Regions from separate parts of the Mus musculus genome. Here region 1 is linked to region 2. Evidence: chromatin loops called from intact Hi-C (ENCODE). Cell type or tissue: heart. All regions are shown on one strand. Each heading gives the region's core, and the rest is flanking DNA. Links, peaks and the distances in the headings are about the cores only. Region 1 holds the start of Pomgnt1 (protein O-linked mannose beta 1,2-N-acetylglucosaminyltransferase). Region 2 holds the start of Uqcrh (ubiquinol-cytochrome c reductase hinge protein).

Evidence for each region. Peaks named below come from ENCODE experiments on the same cell type or tissue, not always from the same donor. Only the 100,000 strongest peaks of a DNase experiment are listed, where the experiment ranks them.
Region 1: a loop joins it to region 2, with 5 times the contacts of the local background. A loop is called at or near these places in 3 of 42 quality-filtered maps.

The regions. Positions count from the first base shown.
Region 1 is chr4:116,147,187-116,155,511 of GRCm38, reverse strand. It overlaps Pomgnt1 (protein O-linked mannose beta 1,2-N-acetylglucosaminyltransferase), which reads right to left and starts at 4,994. Exons shown (of 22, transcript NM_026651.2): 1 at 4,895-4,994; 2 at 4,269-4,447; 3 at 3,578-3,692; 4 at 3,317-3,435; 5 at 2,738-2,803; 6 at 2,536-2,649; 7 at 1,844-1,961; 8 at 1,572-1,670; 9 at 1,293-1,420; 10 at 900-970; 11 at 606-681; 12 at 366-449; 13 at 242-283; 14 at 1-52. The coding sequence starts at 4,388. In heart, for the core only: no CTCF peak of the experiment used is centred there; a DNase peak (open chromatin) is centred at 4,961; H3K4me3 peaks cover 2,269 bases; H3K27ac peaks cover 1,786 bases.
Region 2 is chr4:116,071,801-116,080,125 of GRCm38, reverse strand. It overlaps Uqcrh (ubiquinol-cytochrome c reductase hinge protein), which reads left to right and starts at 5,056. Exons shown (of 4, transcript NM_025641.3): 1 at 5,056-5,210. The coding sequence starts at 5,157. Lrrc41 (leucine rich repeat containing 41) reads right to left here and starts at 4,857. Exons shown (of 10, transcript NM_153521.2): 1 at 4,519-4,857; 2 at 651-737. The coding sequence starts at 4,717. In heart, for the core only: CTCF peaks have their summits at 4,240, 5,800 and 6,728 (motif pointing right); DNase peaks (open chromatin) are centred at 2,955, 3,485, 4,645, 5,095 and 1 weaker place; H3K4me3 peaks cover 5,262 bases; H3K27ac peaks cover 3,865 bases.

The sequences.
Region 1 (8,325 bases), core at 285-8,284, 75 kb before region 2:
AATCCACGGCAATGTCCAGGTCCTCTTCCAGAACCACAGCAAACTTGGCCTCCTACAGGGACGGGAGGGAACATCATGGTTCCAAGGAGGTTGCTCTTATCCCACGGATCTGTCTTCAGACCTAGTGTTCAGGCACTACCCACCCTAGCCTTCAGATCACAAGGGCAAGGTCGAGTGAGGGAAGAGTTTTCATTACATCATTTCTCTCTATAGACCCAAGGATTGTATCAGTGGTACTCACCGGAAACAGGTTGAAAGTGGCAGTGAGGCTGGCCTTGTAGTGCTAGGTGGGGAATTGGGCACATAAGACCTGAGGCAGGGGGTGGGGCCAGGTATCTGCCCCTTCCACCCTTGCCAAGGAATACCTGAGACACACGGGCGTTCTTGATGCTGATAGGAGTATGCTGGATGCCTCTCAGACCAAACAGCGCCACCACATCCATTGGCTCCTGAGGGCACGGTCACCAGTCACTGTGTGCTACCGTCCCCACCTCTGCAGGCCCCAACATGTCAAGCCTCTCATATTTCACAGCCCTCACTGATCCCTGCTTTTTAGCACCCGTAGGCTGCTGTGCTGGTCCGCCTGAGGCCCCAGCCGCACTCACCTCATAGTAGCCATCAATGAAGACCGTTATCATCTGTGGAGATACCCCTTGGGCTGAGAGCAGAGAGCGCAGCATCCTGAGGAGCCCAGGAAAGTAGATTAGGGCTCTTTCTCCTCTCAATTCACAACTCCCGTGTTTATAAACAGGCCCATATGCTCTGTGTAGAACAGGCTTAGCATCTGCTGCCTTTTTGCCTCCTTTAATAGTTCCTCGTACAAGAAGTCGAGCTAAAGCACCACCCACTCCCTGAGCACCCCCTGTTCAGTGCTGAGTCCCGCCCACTTCCAGGCTCACCTGTACAGGTAATTGGGCCGGTTCCCTGCAATGACAGCCACAGGCACATTGAGGACCTTATTGTCTGGAAGCTGTGTGAGAAACAGCTTTTAGCTTCCCTTATTCCCCCTTCCAACTAGGATCTCCATTTAGGGACGAATTCTCAGTGCAGTGAAGGGTCTCAGAGCAGATAGTGAAGGGCCAAGGGTCTTCCTTGTTCTTGTCTTTCCACACAGTCTACCCAGCCCTGGAAACACAGTCTGTCCCAACCCCAACCTGTCTTCAGAGTTTAGTATACACACATCCTCAGCCCCTACCAGATCAAGGCAGAGGAAACCTACGTTGTGGACTGGTCCTAAGGCCTTCTGCTAAGCTGGGAAGGAGTCAGAACCTCACTGCCCTGACCCCACTTACTGGGTCAGGGCTGAACTCAATAGGCGTCGGGTCCTTGCAGCTGCACACGCTCCCGTAGCCCTCCACTTTGCTGCAGAAGCGCCTGCGGCGGCGGTTCAACTCCGTATCTGCCCAGTGACACTCAGCCTCTGAGGGAGGAAGTCAACAGGATTCGGGAATCTTACCAGCTATGTTGGGGAAGCCCCAAGCACACAGGCAAGGAAAAACCAGCCTCATTGAGGATCCAAATGTCCATTCTCTGCTCAAACGCTGCCCGAGCCCCACCCACACTAAGCCCACCTTCAGCTGAGCTCAGTGGCACATCTGTCTTCAGCAGGACTGGGTCACCCCAGGAGGAGAGGGCAGGAGATTTAGAATGTTTCTCGCCAAGTACAGGACCTGGCCAAAGGCAGGAATGAGGGACAATGAAGGCCCAGCCTCGAGAATGGGGCTTCCCCCCAACCCTTGCCCCTTTTCATTGACTCTAATCTACTCCCTTCCCACAGCATCCTCTCTCCTATCGTTCTTCTCCTCCCTTGATACTACAGGGTGGACAGCCTTGGTCCCCACACCTCCTTTTCGTCCCACGAAGGCCCAGGTGTCCCTCCAGCCAAGGGCAGGGCCTGCCTGACTTCCCAGGCTCCTCAGCAGAGCCTTTGCTGTGTCCTTGAGGTGGAAGGAACCCTCATCCTGGAGGACCAAAACAGATAGTCATGACTTGTGTGGGCCCAGGAGACCTGGCCTCACTCAGTACTGGCTACGTTTCAAGCACTACATATAAAACCTTTTACGTAAGTCGACTCACCGACTCCAACAATACTCTTTGGTTACTCTCTTTCACAGACAAAAAAAAGTATGAAAGGCTTAAGAGTCTGAGACTCATCCCAAGTCACTCAGATACTAAAAGTCAGCCCTTTACCCATGTGCCCGGCGCCTGCATCCTGCCACCCTCCAAAAAGAGGTGCTCCCTCCCTAAAATGCAGCCCCATCATCCCCCTCTTTATTTCATTTCCTGAGACTACTGGCTGAGCTGACTGTTTTCATCGCCACCACTGAGATGTGAGCTCCGGGGCGGTAGGGAATCTGTCTTGTATTGTATCTTCAGCATTCAATGCTGCAGTACCTGGCACAGAGCTCAGAAACCACTGTACTGATTACAAACAAAAGAAAAACAAAAAGCTAGGCTCAGTCTGGAACTTGACCACCTTTCTCTAGATGTTCTTTCTGCTGCCGAGCAGAGCCAGAGCTAGGGGGCCTCACTGACCTTCACCGTGCAGATCAGCACGCGGCCGGGGGCCACCATGTTGAGGAACAGCACCATGGCCTCATCCTCATGAGGAGAGTATGTGTCAAACACGCGCTTTGCCATCACGTGGCCCTGGCAGGAGCAAACCCTCTTATGAGACGGGGTCATCAGCAAAGCAAGCCCAGCTTCGGCCCTCGGGCTCTCCCATCCTTAAGCTCACCGTGGCCTGGTTGAGGACTATGACATGGATGCCTCGGCCCTGCTCCCGGGCTTCATCCTCGAGCACCTACACAGCGGCAGAAACAGAATCCAGCTATTCACCCTGGCGCTCACGGTGACTCCATCTTAGAAGCAGGAACCACAGCAGCCTGCTCTATTATCACTGTCTACGGTTCTAACTCAGACAGAAGGCTGACTCTCCCAGAAAGCCCCCATGGTACCCTCATCGGCAAAGGTTTCGTCGCTTTACCATCCACCTTTTAACACTTCCCTGGCACCAAGAGCCCTGGACTGTCTCTGCTAACTCTCTACCAGTGAGCCTCTCTGGGAAGGGCAAGTCCCATTACCTCTAGGACCCCAGTGGCTGGCCCAAGGCTGAAGCCAAAGGGATTAGGAAGTGGTTACATAATAAGTAAATAAGGGAGTTAGCTGCCCGCTAACGCCCCTGATCACTGCCAAGCCTTCGCCACATAGACATTTCATAGACCATTTACTTAATCCTAATAAGTCCAAGCCAATAGGCAGAGGGTGACGGTTCCCACCGTGCTCTGAATGGACTGAAGATGCTGGTCCAACTCACCGTGGTGCCATCCACAGCCACATACACTTTGCTTCTACTGGAGTATACTTCCACATCCAGCACCCGTCGGGGACTGCTGCCTCTGCGCCGAGGGGACTCCAGACGTCCTAGGGCCTCATCTGGAGAGGGAATTGTAACAGGCGTGGGCGATGACTCACTAGCAGAGTCACACCCTGTGGGATGTGCACGCCATTCCTGCCATGAGACCCCAGGTCCCGTCCCGTCCCCCGCCCCCCTCCCGCACCCTCAGCTGGTCCCCACCATAGTCTTGCTCTGGTTCTGGGTCTTCATTGGCCTCGCTGATTGCTCTCCGAGTGTCCAGGATCAACTTGATGTTGACAATGACGGTCACCAGCAGGAAAAGCACAGCCCCTGTCTGAGTAGGAAAATGGGGGTGACTGCAGCCAGCCCTCTCCAGATCACAAGGGCCTTCTGAAAGTATGACCTTGGCTGAAGAGGACACAGGGACCAGTCTCTCCACTTTCTGGTTCCCAATAAGGACACGGATTTGTGGCCATCTCCCAGAGAATGTTCCCTGGCAGGTTTCCCTCCACCAACCAGGTCCTTCCTACCCCGTGGTCTTGTATTTTCCCATTTGAGTCCTTGACTTCCTTGGTCCCCTCCATAACTAGTTCCTTGAGATGGATTTAGGACCCGAGAACCACAGCGGAGAGCCAGAGACACAGAAGAACGTGGGCCACACTGCCTGACAGTTGGGTGTCAGGGGCAAAGCCTGCCTGACCAGACTTCTGGTTTCTGTTGGATGCCGAGGTCAGACTAGGGTTCTGATTCCAGAATCCTGGCTCTAAACCACTGCCTGAGAAGGCTGTAACAGACAGAGGTTTCCCCTCCAGGAATTTGCTGCCTCTTCTTGATAGCCAAGGTAGTTAGTTCCTAGTCTGTTAGAGTAAAGTTAGGGAGCAGCTTTTGGGACACGTGGGACCTCATTTACCTGACAGAATCTCCTCAGGGCCCGCTGGTTTGTCAGTTTATACTTCCAGGTAAGGTACCAGCTCCGTTTCTTCCTAGCCCCAAAGGGCTTGATGAGGGGACTGGGCTTCCAGTCATCCATACTGGATTAGGGAGTCACCCCTGTCCCGGCCAGTCCATGACTTCAGGAATCTGAGGGGACTATATATAGAGTCACATAGAGTAAGATGCTTGTCCCAAAGCTTAATGCCTTCTGGAATGACTTCTCTCAGCAAACTGCTGAGCTGTGTGCCCTAGGCAACGTGGCTTAACTTCTCTGGGTCTGGCCAGAAAATCTTTGGAGGAGTTGGATCACCTGAAAATTCCCTGGGGCTAGAGGAACTGTGTGCAGGATCAGGGCCTTAGCGGCGGAGGCCAGTAACTCAATCAACTCTTAACGATTCATCAGTCCTTAAAAGGTCCAAATCCCAGTCCTTCCCAGCCCTGGGGTAGAACAGTAACAGCGACCTCCTGCACCCCAATCCTCCACCCTCGTCTCTTCCCATCTGGCTCAACTCCTCTCCTCTCAGGGATCAGGGACGCCGGAAGGTTCAGAAGACCCACCCAGCCCGCATCACCCCTCTGAGACCCGCACTGGGAGGCACTTACGGCTCAGGGGCCCCGGGCCCCGCTCGGGCCGCGCTCGGGCCCGCACAGCTCGGCCCCGCGCGCCGCGGCCTCCGCGGCCTCCGCCTCCTCCATGCCTCTCGCGCCCCGCCCCGGCCCGGCCGGCCCGCCCCGCCGCTTCCGCCGCCGCCGCCGCCGCGGGGTGAGAGGGCGGCGGGCGGCGCTTAGGGCGGCGGCCGCGGCCGGGCGTCTGCAGCGCGAGGGGAGCCGGCGTACTCTGCCTGTCTGGCAGGGTTACGGTCCGCACGAGTGGACCTCGGGCGAGAGCACATCCCCGCACCGCGGAGCCGGAGCAAGCGGCATTCCGGGACCTCGGGCCAGCTCACTGGGCAAGCCAGGATCAGAGGGCTGCAGCTCCGAGGCCTGGCCCAGCCCCGCAAGGCTGTTTCCAGGCCGGGGAGGAGAGGATTAGAAACCTGCTCCGCTACTATTTTGAGCGCTTACGTTAACTCGATTTCATAAACCATGATTAAGAGGCACCGTGACTACCCCATCTTTAAAGAAAACCAAAAATGCTCTTTGATTGTGTGCATGTGCAGGTAGTGCGGGCGCTCCTTGAAGAGACTAGACCTCAGTCTGATACCCCTGGAGCCCAAATTAAAGTTGTGATCCCAACCGCTCCTCTAGAAGAGCACCAGGTGTGCTTAACCACTGAGCCATCTCCAGCTCCTGATTAGTTCTTTTCTGAGGAAGCAGGAGCTTACCTATCTCCTTATAGCCCTAGCTATCCTGGAACTCCTTATGTAGACCCGGCTGAACTTGAACTCACAGAAATTCACCTGTCTCTGCCTCCTAAATGCTAGGATTAAAGGAGTGTACAACATGCCCAGCAACACTTTATTTATTTACACTTTTTTTTTTTTGAGGACTCCAAAAGTGTTGGCATCTTTCGATATGATAGCAGTGCTTGCCAGGTTGGAAGTGGTGTTGCATTCCTATATAGGTGAGGGAAGGCTGTGTGAGGCAAGTCCACTTTCATAACAAGATGCTAAGACCCACAGTAGCTCACTCCTGGGTTCCCAGCACTTAGGAACTGAGGAAGGAGGATTGCCATAGATTCAAGGTCAACTTGGTCTACAACATGAGTTCTAGAACAAGTCAGGATTTTGAAGTGCAACCTGCTCTGAGAAACAAAAAATGTTTTGGTTTTTTACATGTTCTTTATACTGAAGTTTTTCTTATTTAAACATCAAAAAAAGCAGGGGCTGGAGAGATGGCTCAGTGGTTAAGAGCACTGACTGCTCTACCAGAGATCCTGGGTTCAATTCCCAGCAACCACATGGTGGCTCACAACCATCTGTAATGGGATCTGATGCCCTCTTCTGGTGTGTCTGAAGATAGTGACAATGACATTGTACTCACATATATAAAATAAGTCTTTTTAAAAAAATCAAGTCAGCAGAAGTTCTCACATTAGCCTCTGACCCTCTTCTGTCGTCAGGTTTACTGTCCATGATCTTGTCTTCTCATGATCCTTATTAATGTCCAGATTCTCAAACTTGCATGTGCAGTCCTAGATTCCCTCCTGAGCGTCAGGCTCCCCTGTGTCTGAGCGCCAGGCTCCCCTGTGTCTGAGCGCCAGGCTCCCCTGCCTGCTGCATCTCTTCACAAGACCCACAATTTCACAGCTACTGACATCATCTCTACCTGCTCTCAGATCTCTTCTGGATTCCTTTGCTTGGGAAATTGTATCAGGCCATATAGCTGGGCCTCCCTTTGTCTTTTTCCAGTGATGTCAGTTGAAATCAACTGTCATGATAGTTGAAATCCTTTGTTTCTTTGAACAATATTGAATACCATTTGAAACAGATGAACTCATCTGTTGCCTGATTCTTTCACTTGTGCCTCTAATTCTCTCCAACCTGCTGTTGCAGGCACTTTTGTGCTGTTGCACTTTTGTGCTGTTGCACTTTTGTGCTGTTGCACTTTTGTGCTGTTGCACTTTTGTGCTGTTGCACTTTTGTGCTGTTGCACTTTTGTGCTGTTGCAGGCACTTTTGTGCTGTTGCTGTTGCACTTTTGTGCTGTTGCAGGCACTTTTGTGCTGTTGCTATTGCACTTTTGTGCTGTTGCAGGCACTTTTGTGCTGTTGCACTTTTGTGCTGTTGCAGGCACTTTTGTGCTGTTGCTGTTGCACTTTTGTGCTGTTGCTGTTGCACTTTCGTGCTGTTGCACTTTCGTGCTGTTGCACTTTCGTGCTGTTGCACTTTTGTGCTGTTGCTGTTGCACTTTTGGTTTTGGTTTTGAGTTAATCTCCTTGATTCAGAGTTTTTCCTCTGCTTCTCCATTCTTCCTTGCTCCTTGAAAAGTCCAGAGTATCCCAGCACTTGGGAGGCAGAGGCAGGTGGATTTCTGAGTTTGAGGCCAGCCTGGTCAACAGAGTGAGTTCCAGGATAGCCAGGGTTATAAAGAGAAACCCTGTCTTGAAACAAAAACAAAAACAAACAAACAAAAAAACAAAAGAAAGGAAGGAAGAAAGAAAGAGAGAGAGAGAGAGAGAGAGAGAGAGAGAGAGAGAGAGAGAGAGAAAGAAAGGAAAGTCCAGAGTAAGGCTAGATGGTGGTAGTACACACCTTTAATCTTAGCACTTGGGAGGCAGAGGCAGGCAGATCTCTTACTTGGAAGTTAGCATGGTCTACAGAGTGAGTTCCAGGACAACCAGATCTACACAGAGAAACCCTCTCTCAAAAAAAGAAAAAAACAAAAAAACAAAAATCCAGGGCAATTTTTCACAAAGGCAAATATTTTGCTAATCCCTGGCTAAAAACTTAGTTACTAACTTTCTCAGGGGGGCTTTGATTGGAATGTAAAGTGAATAAATAAATTAATTAATGGGATAAAAACCACAGTTACTTTTCAGTTGCTCTGACAAAACACCAGGACCAAGGCAACTTATAAGGAAAAGTATTTAAAATTGAGGTTCATGGGTTTCAGAGGGTTAGAATGCATGACCACCACAGGGGTTGGGGATGGCATTAGGTGGGCAGGCAGGCATTGTGCTGGACTGTTAGCTGAGAACTCAAATCTCATCTCCATCCACAAGCACAAAGCAGAGAGAACTAACCCGGAATGGCTTGGGCATTTTGAAATCTCAAGGCCAACCCCCAATGACACATTTCCTCCAACAAGGCCACACCTCTTAGTCCTTCCCAAACAGTTCCATTGACTGAGACCCAAGCATTCAAATATGTGAGCCTATGGAGACCATTCTCATTTAAACCACCACACACCATGGGTCAAGTAATGAAAAGGAGAGCTAAGGTATGATGGAGCACACTTGTGACCTCAACACTTGGAATAGGCAGGATCAGAAGTGCTAGGCTGGGCTGGTGAGATGGCTCAGAAGTTAAGAGCACTTACTGCCCTTCTGAAGGTCTTGAGTTCAAATCCTAGCAACCATCTGGTGGCTCACAA
Region 2 (8,325 bases), core at 294-8,293:
TACAGTGTACTCATATACATAAAATATATAAATCTTAAAAAAAAAAAAAAAGCTGGGTGGTGGTGGTGTATGCCTTTAATCCCAGCACTTGGGAGGCAGAGACAGGTGAATTTCTGAGTTTGAGGTCGGCCTGGTCTACAGAGTGAGTTCCAGGACAGCCAGGGCTACACAGAGAAACCCTGTCTCGAAAAACCAAAAAAAAAAAAGTATTTCTTTTTTTCATGTGGTATGTTTTGTCTTCAAGTATATTATACTACATGTCTGCTGCCCACAGAGGCCAGAAGAGGATGCTAGATTGCTGCAACTAGAATTATGTCCTTGTCAACTGCCACATGGGACCCAAACCGAGGTTTTTCCTAGGAACAGCAAGTGCTCTTAACCCACTAAGCTGTCTCTCCAGTACTATGCAGGTGTTTCTATCTTTTGTTCTTTGAGACAGGGTCTCACTATGTAGCCTTGGCTGGACTAGAACTGAATCCGTAGACCAGGCTGGCCTCAAACTTAAGGAGATAAACTGGCCTCTACCTCCTAAATTCTGGGATTAAAGGTACTTTTTTGAAGATCACAAAGTCCTAATTGGTTATCAGTTACCTGAAGAATACCATGGTGTTGTCAATCATTGACTGAGAAAGAGTAAGAAAGGCACTTACCTTTTTTGAGAGCAGTTTCCTCAATCCTCTCCAAGTAATATATATTGAGCAGAGGTAAGATGCTTTGAAGTATTGGGCCTGGGAGGGCTACAAAAACCAAAACACAAAGTTTACTTTTTCCCTTCTTGGGTTCTAAACATTATCTATCTTAAGGCAGCTGGAAATTCAGAGGAAAGGAAAACTAAGCTGCTTGCTCACTGAGGTCAGCAAACTTCTGCCTAGGCTGGGCTGGGCTCTGAGTATACTCTGAGCTACTACCTTCCTATGAAGGTAGTAAATACTCATGAAAATTAAAGATAACTCTTCTCTAATTCATTATACTTTAAAAAACAAAACCAGTTTTTCCCTGGAACCAAGAATATCAGGAATTCAAAGCTAGTCTTGATTATGGATTGCCTTTATTTATTCTTCCCCCGGCAGAGAGAGAGAGAGAGAGAGAGAGAGAGAGAGAGAGAGAGAGAGAGAGAGAGAGAGAAGTTGGGGAAAATCTTACTCCAGCATTTGGGAGGCTGAGGCAGGAGGACTGCTGCAAGTTCAAGCTAGCTGGAGCTACATAATGAGTACCAGGACAGCCAGGGATAATAAAGCGAAATCCTGATTCAATAAAACAAAATGTGTGTATTAGGAGTTGTATGAAGAGGGAATAGATTAGAAATGACTACCTCATGACATTAAAGATCATGCTTGTAATTTGTTTAACACAATACCTGCCCATAAGATCAATGAATACTGGCTATTATTATGTTCATTCTGTCTATGCATCTCTACTCTATTAAGCTTACGATCTTGTAGTTATACCAAAACTTTCATTCTTTGACCTACATTTTAAAAAATATTTTATTTTAAAATTGCATGTATATGTGTGTCTATATAGAGGTACGTGCAAGTGAGTGAGGGTGCCTGCAGAGGCTGAAAGGTGTTGGGCCACTGGAACCGGAGTTCTATGCAGTTTTGATCTGATATGGGTGCTAGGAACCCAACTGTCCTGTCCTGTGTAAAAGGAATACTCTCTTTCCCGTACCTCTGTTTTTTAAAGTCAGGGTCTTTCTCCTAGCGTCCTTGTAACTTGAGGCAATCCTTCTGTCTCAGCCTCCTGAGAACTAGGATTACAGGTGTGAGTCAGCACACACAGCTTTTCCTCAGTGTACTTTCTCTTTACTTGAAGAATAACTGAATCATGAGGCCTAAGAATCTAGTGTACTTTTTTTTTATCTATTAGGTACTCATTAATATTCACTGTACCTGTTGAATGAGAACATTAATTCCCTGTGCTATTATAGTAATGTAGGTCTATCATCTGACACACTGTTTCTCTGACATCTATCTTTATATTCTCTCTCTCTCTCCTCTTCTCTCCCCCCCCCCCGATGACATACTCTGATCAAAACCTTTCAAAAGCTCTCTACTCCATACAAGATAAAGTTCAAATCTCACACCCTGATATTTAAGGTCATCTACCATCGATGAACTTTTCTCATCATGAGAGATCACTGAGAGATGTGGCACACAGCAGGAATGAGGTCAGAGGACAGTCACTTGCAGATCCAATTCTGCTAGTTGGGTCCCAGGAATGGCCTTGAGGTTGTCAGGCTGATGGCAGTGTCTGGCCTGACCTGCTGAGCATCTCCCTGGCCCACTGTCTCTCACTACACACTTGGGTTGCCTCCACTTACTCCCCTCTCTTCAGTGCTAGTCCACTAATGGCAGAAGCCTTTCCTGACTGCTCCCTAGCTCACCCTGAGGCCTCCCTCTGAAACAGCAGCGCTTGACAGGCCTTTTTCTTGGCACCTCTAAAAGTTCTTACAGAGTCAAGTTCTTACTGACTGGGTGGCTATTTACTGGATCTAGCCCACTGCAGGTTCTCCTGTCTCTTCTCAACTGGGAACAATGAAGTAGTGATGAGTACACAGAAAGAAAAGCCATGCCTTCAGAGCTTCCCCCTTTTCCTTTGGACTCTGCTCCCTCCTGCTTAGCAATCCCCTCTCACACCTCTCACAGGAATTCTCATCTCTTCAAACTACAAAGTCTACTGTTCCTTTATTCTTAAGACAGGTTCCTTGCTTGCTTCCAGCCGTACTTTTTTCCTTTTAAATGCTTCCTCTTTGCAAGTCAGGGCCTCCATTAACACCCAACTCCTCTTCTAGCCAAGATCAGCATCTAAAGACTCTCCAGGCTGATAACAGGCTGCCACATTTCCAGGACTTCTCTGAGCCCCTGTTCAACCCCAGGGAGGCCTTTCCTTCCATTCACCATAGGGTCAGCCTGACCTTTTTCTGCGCAGCTTGGCACGGGGCCTCCACAATCTCCTCTGCTCACACAGGGCCTGAGGACTTCTTATCCATCTCTTCTCCCCCACCCCCACCTCCTGGAAGGCGCTTGGGCCTTCTCAGCAGTGCTGGCCACTCTAAGGCCTTACAACCTATTCTGGGGCAGCAATCCTGCAAACCCACCTCCTGGGGCTTAACAAAACCCTCACTCTCAGTTCTTAACGGACCAGGGCCTGCCTTCTGGCAAAGATGTCACCACCACCTTGGATAGTCCCGGTGGCACATCCCCTGCACACTCCAAGGCCAGGAGCCTCCTCTGATGTTACCCTCTCCTCCTCCACCTTCCGTCTGGCCCGACCTGTGATCTCATCCAACTTCAGCCTGACCCTACTCCACTAGCACCAATTCTGTCAGGCCCATGGCCTCCCTCCCTTGTCTCCCCTGAAGGCCCTAACTTTCTCTTTAACTCTCTACTCTCACTTTTCACGTCGTGGACCCTTTCCCCGCTTAAGTTGCCAGGCCGCTGGCCTGCGGTATCCTCCTCCAGCAGGGCCTCCTTGCCATCTGGTCGGGGAGCAGAAGGCCTTGGCTCACACCGGAGCGGAGCGGACTGTCTAGCCGGGTCCAGCCCCTCCGTACCGGCCGCTCTCACAACTAAGGCCTCGGCTCCCTCCTATTCGGCCCAAGGCCTCTTCCCCATGACGCGTCTCACCCGACTCTAGCTCCGCAGTCCGGGATACCCTGGCCCCTGCCCGGCCTGAGGCCTCTTCGGCCCTTCCCGCCGGCCGGTCTCCCGAGCCTGTCCGTGCTTACGGAGCGTCTCCCGGAGCCCTCCACTCACTTTCCTACCTTCTCCACCACCGCCCCGGTCCATCCAGAAGGCCACCGGCGCTACCTGCTCGGCGGGCAGACCCGCAGCTCAGTTTAGCAGCGAGGTCTGGGGCGTCGGTGCGCTCCCTTCAGCCCTCGCTCGGGCCGTCAAACAGGCCACGGCGCTCCCAGCCTTTTCGGCTTCTCCCCGCGACTCCGGTCCCTCGCTCGCTCTCCACTGGGCTGTCCCACCCCGCCCATCCGCGGGGCTCCCGGAGTCCAGGTACCGGTGGTGTGCCCGGCGGACAGCGGAGGCCCCGGGCCGGCAGCGCAGGTGGCTGCGGGCCTGGCCTCCTTGCCTCGGGTCGGGCCTGCCAAAGTCGGTCCCTGCCCCGGGGCAGCCCGGCCATCCCTGCCCCGTCGGTTCGAGATCCGAGAATCCTCCGTTCAGTCCGGTCCAGCCCAGTGTCAGTTCCGAGCCTGTGGCTCCGGCCTGCTACTCCAGCCCCCGTCGCTAGGGCCCTGGCAGCTCTGCCCCGTACCGGGCCTTCTGGCCTCGCCCCCCGCGCCCCCCAGGCGAGCCGCGGCTCGGCTTCACCGGCTCCCTCGGTCTCAGGCTTCACTCCGTCCCGCCCTGTCAGTCACGGAATTTCTGTTCCGACTCCACCATCGAACTCCCGGGGCTCCCAGCTGGGCCTGGCCCCGGGCCTCTCGGCCTCGCCCCCCGCGCCCCCTGGCCGCCGGGCCGCCCCCGCTCGCTGCCGGAGGTCGCCCCTCACTCCGCGACTTACCCCACACCCCGCTCTCCAGAACCCCCATATGGGCGCTCACTGCCCGCCCGCACAGCTCGAACAGGGCGGGGGGAGCGCTGGGGCCCGAGGCCGAGCTCTTCGCTGGCGCCGCCTCCCGGGACGTGGCCTCCATGGTCGTTGCTGCCGCTACCTCACAGAACCAGCAACTCCGGGCGCGCCAGGCCTCGGGCGCCGCCATCTTGGGGAGGTGCGCGAGCCCGAGAATGACACCCGCGGGCCGCCATCTTGAAGAGGTCAGCTTTTAGGACCGCTCCATAAGGGATATGGGGAAGAACAGAAACAACATTAAAAGATCGTCAAACAGAGGAGCAGATGACTCAAGTATCTTAGGGAATACTACTTGGAAAAATACTGTAGATCAACACATTTGGGCAAGAAGTGACCGAAAGGATGTTTCTTAGCAAATTCTTTGCAGGCGTATATAGCAGCTCCCCCTACGTCTCGTAGCTAGCGAGTAGTACAGCCCAATTTGTGCGTGTGTTCGGGACTACGAGGAGTATGCCGCACTTCCGGCCAGGTCGCCGGATATCCGTCGAGTGACCCTTACTAGTCCTTCTTAAACCTGAAGTGGAGTACTACTCTGGTTGCGCTTGTTGGATCCCAAACCGGCTCCCGACATGGGACTAGAGGACGAACGAAAGATGCTCACTGGATCTGGAGACCCCAAAGAGGTAAGGCTTCGAGGTTGGCGGGCCCGGGACCTAGCTCAACAAAGCACCTCCCGGGGCTCTCTTAGTCCGGGTTTATAGCCTAGGGTTTGCGGGGTCCAGAGAGGTGGTTTCCGTTACTTACCTTCAGAATTCTTTGGTTGACCTTGGGCAGATTAATAGCTAGTCTTTCTCGGGATTGGCTTCCCCAAACCAGGAATGTGAAAGTGTAACTGGAGTTTATAATGCTGCACTGATAAACTTGTGTAAACAAACAAACAACCCCCCCCCAGGTTTTTGAGGTTCTAATTTGATAAATGTTTTGAGGTTCTAACTTGATAAGTGCGTGAAGCAAAAAACTAACGTTAGTCTTTAACGTAGCTTAGGTCAGAATTTATTTATGGAGATTTCGGGGACCCTAGTCTTCGGAAAAGTGCTTTCAGGAGTTGGGGTGTAGCTTCATGGTAAAGCTCTTGCCTAGCATTAACAAGCCCTGTATTCGCTTCCCAGCATCTCCAACAAAAAGCGGTTCTTTATCTTTTGGGATGGAGATGGCCGAGGACTTGTGCCTTTGGGGACAGTTTAAGAATGTGTAGTGTAATTCTGTGGTGCAAGAGGGAGCTCTTTCCCAAGTTGAGCATCATTGTGATAAATATTGGCTGCTTATGTGCTGAGTGCTTTATATGCACTAAGATACTTAACTTGCACAGTTTCCCCATGAGGTAAATATCAGGTACATTATATATTTTTGTCACTTTTATTACATGAGGCAGCAAGCAAGGAAGTTTATCTTGAATGAGGGCACACAACTAGCAAGACAATACAACTGGGACTCCAATGCAGACGTCCAGGCTTGAGAGCCAGAGCTCTAGCCCGAGACTCACTTTGCTTCCATTTCCTGTGCATTTGTCTTGTCTACTTCAGGACAAGCCATCAGGGCTTAATGGATTAATTAGTTGGCAAATTATTTATCCCTTAATTTTTTCAAGTTTTCATTCTCAGAAAGTTTAACAGGATACCACAGCAGATAGAAGTTTTAAAATTAAGAAAGTTGGGCATGGTGGTCCGTGTCTTTAATCCCAACACTCAGGAGGCAATGGCAGGAGGATCTCTGTAAGTTCAGAGCCATCCTGGTCTTCATATCAAACTCCATGACAGCCAGGACTATAGAGATCCTTTCTCAAAAAAACAATAAACCAACAAATCAAATAATAAAATGAAGAAAGTTAAATTAATTTTGTGAAAGATCCATAATGAATGGAGATGAAATCTTTTTATTCAGTGTGACTTTGGATTTTCTCATTGGTGGAAACAGAATTAGACCTGTATTTGGATTTGTTTAGCATGGTGTTTTTAGCACATTAGTGTTGTTATAGTAATGCCAATTGGGAAATGACACAGTTGTCTTGCTTCTAGAATGCTAATTTCAGGTGTGTCCCCCCCCCCCCCCGATTTTATTTTTACTTTAAGTGTATATTTGTATTTTGCTTACATGTATACCTTTGCACCACTTGCAATGCCTGATGCCCTCTGAGACCATAAGAGGGCACTAGATCTTCTGGAACTGGAGTTAACGTTTGTGAGCAACCATGTAGGAGCTAGGAAGAGCCAGGGTTTTTTTGGAAGAGAGACAAGTGCTCTTAACTGCTGAGCCATCTTTTGTGAGCATGTATAGGTGTTGGTTTGTGCATGCTTCTGTCTGTAGGTCCTTTCACATGGGCTCCTGGGATCAAACTCGGGTTGTCGGGCTTGGTAGCAAGCAATTTTACCTGATGGTTTTAGGACTTGGACCCAGGGCCTCAGGTATTCTTTACCACTGAGCTCTGATGTCAGAGGATCTTTTTAGGGGGATACTTTTTCTTTGTGAATTTTAAAAAATAGTTTATTTTTATGCATACAATTGTTTTACCTACATATGTGGCTGGAAGATGGTGTTGGATCCCCTGGGACTGGAGGTAGAGATGGTCTTGAGGTGACATGTGGGTGTTAAGAGTCAAATCTAGTGGGGCTGGAGTGATGGCTCAGTGGTTGAGAACACTGGCTGTTCTTCAATTCTCAGCAAGCACATAGTGGCTCACAACCATCTATAATGCCCTCTTCTGTCTAATCTAATGATCTAATGCCTTGTTCTGTCTGACATGCAGGTATACATGCAGATAAACCACTCATATACTTAAATATAAATCTTTAAAAAAGAGAGTCAAAGCTGATTCTTTTGCAAGAACAGCAAGTTCTCTTAGCTACTGAGCCATCTCTCTATCCCTTTAATTCTTTTTTTTTTATATCCCCCCCACCCCCCCACCTGCCTGCCCGCCTGCTTGCCTGCTCCAGCCCTGCTAGCAAAGAGGGCATCAGATCACATTACAGATGGTTGTGAGCCACCATGTGGTTGCTGGGAATTGAACTCAGGACCTCTGGAAGAGCAGTCAATGCTCTTAACCGCTGAGCCATCTCTCCAGCCCCTTAATAAATTCTTGAAAGGCGTTTTAAGAAACCTTATTGATGAAAAACTAGCATCTATATTCTATGTAACATCTTTACACTTAGGAGAAACCTTGCCAATCACAAAAAGAGTAAAGAGCAGAGGTTACAGTGGCACCTCCTGTCCTCACTTGTAGGGTACTGTCTTGGTTAGGATTTGGGAAACATGGTTGTTGAGCTCATTTCCCTGTGTGTCTTTATCTTCTCCCAACTGTGGATACCTGTATCTACAGCAGACAGATCACTGTGCCATGTGCCAGATTTAGGACCTGTGCTCCAACAGGTAATTTTTACAATTAGGGAAAGAAAGGAAACTAATTAAAAGTTATACAGTGGAATTAGAAATAGATTATGTGGGGCCTGGTGTTCCCTTTTCTTATATTTATCTGCAAGTTAAAAGGCAGTGATTATAACTTTAAGTTGACTAAAGAAGGATTTAGGTTTGACCATATTCATATTCCAAATTCAACTTGAGAGCACCTCTACAGGCACCTGCATTTTCATATGTGCGTACACACATACACACCCCTGCAGTTAAAAAAAAAATAGTGAAAATATTTTTAAGTTAGTTTTCCTCTAAACTTGGTTTGGGATATAAACAAAGTTTAGCTATTTTTTAGTTATTATAGGTTGTTATTTGTTTTGTTTTGGTTTTTTT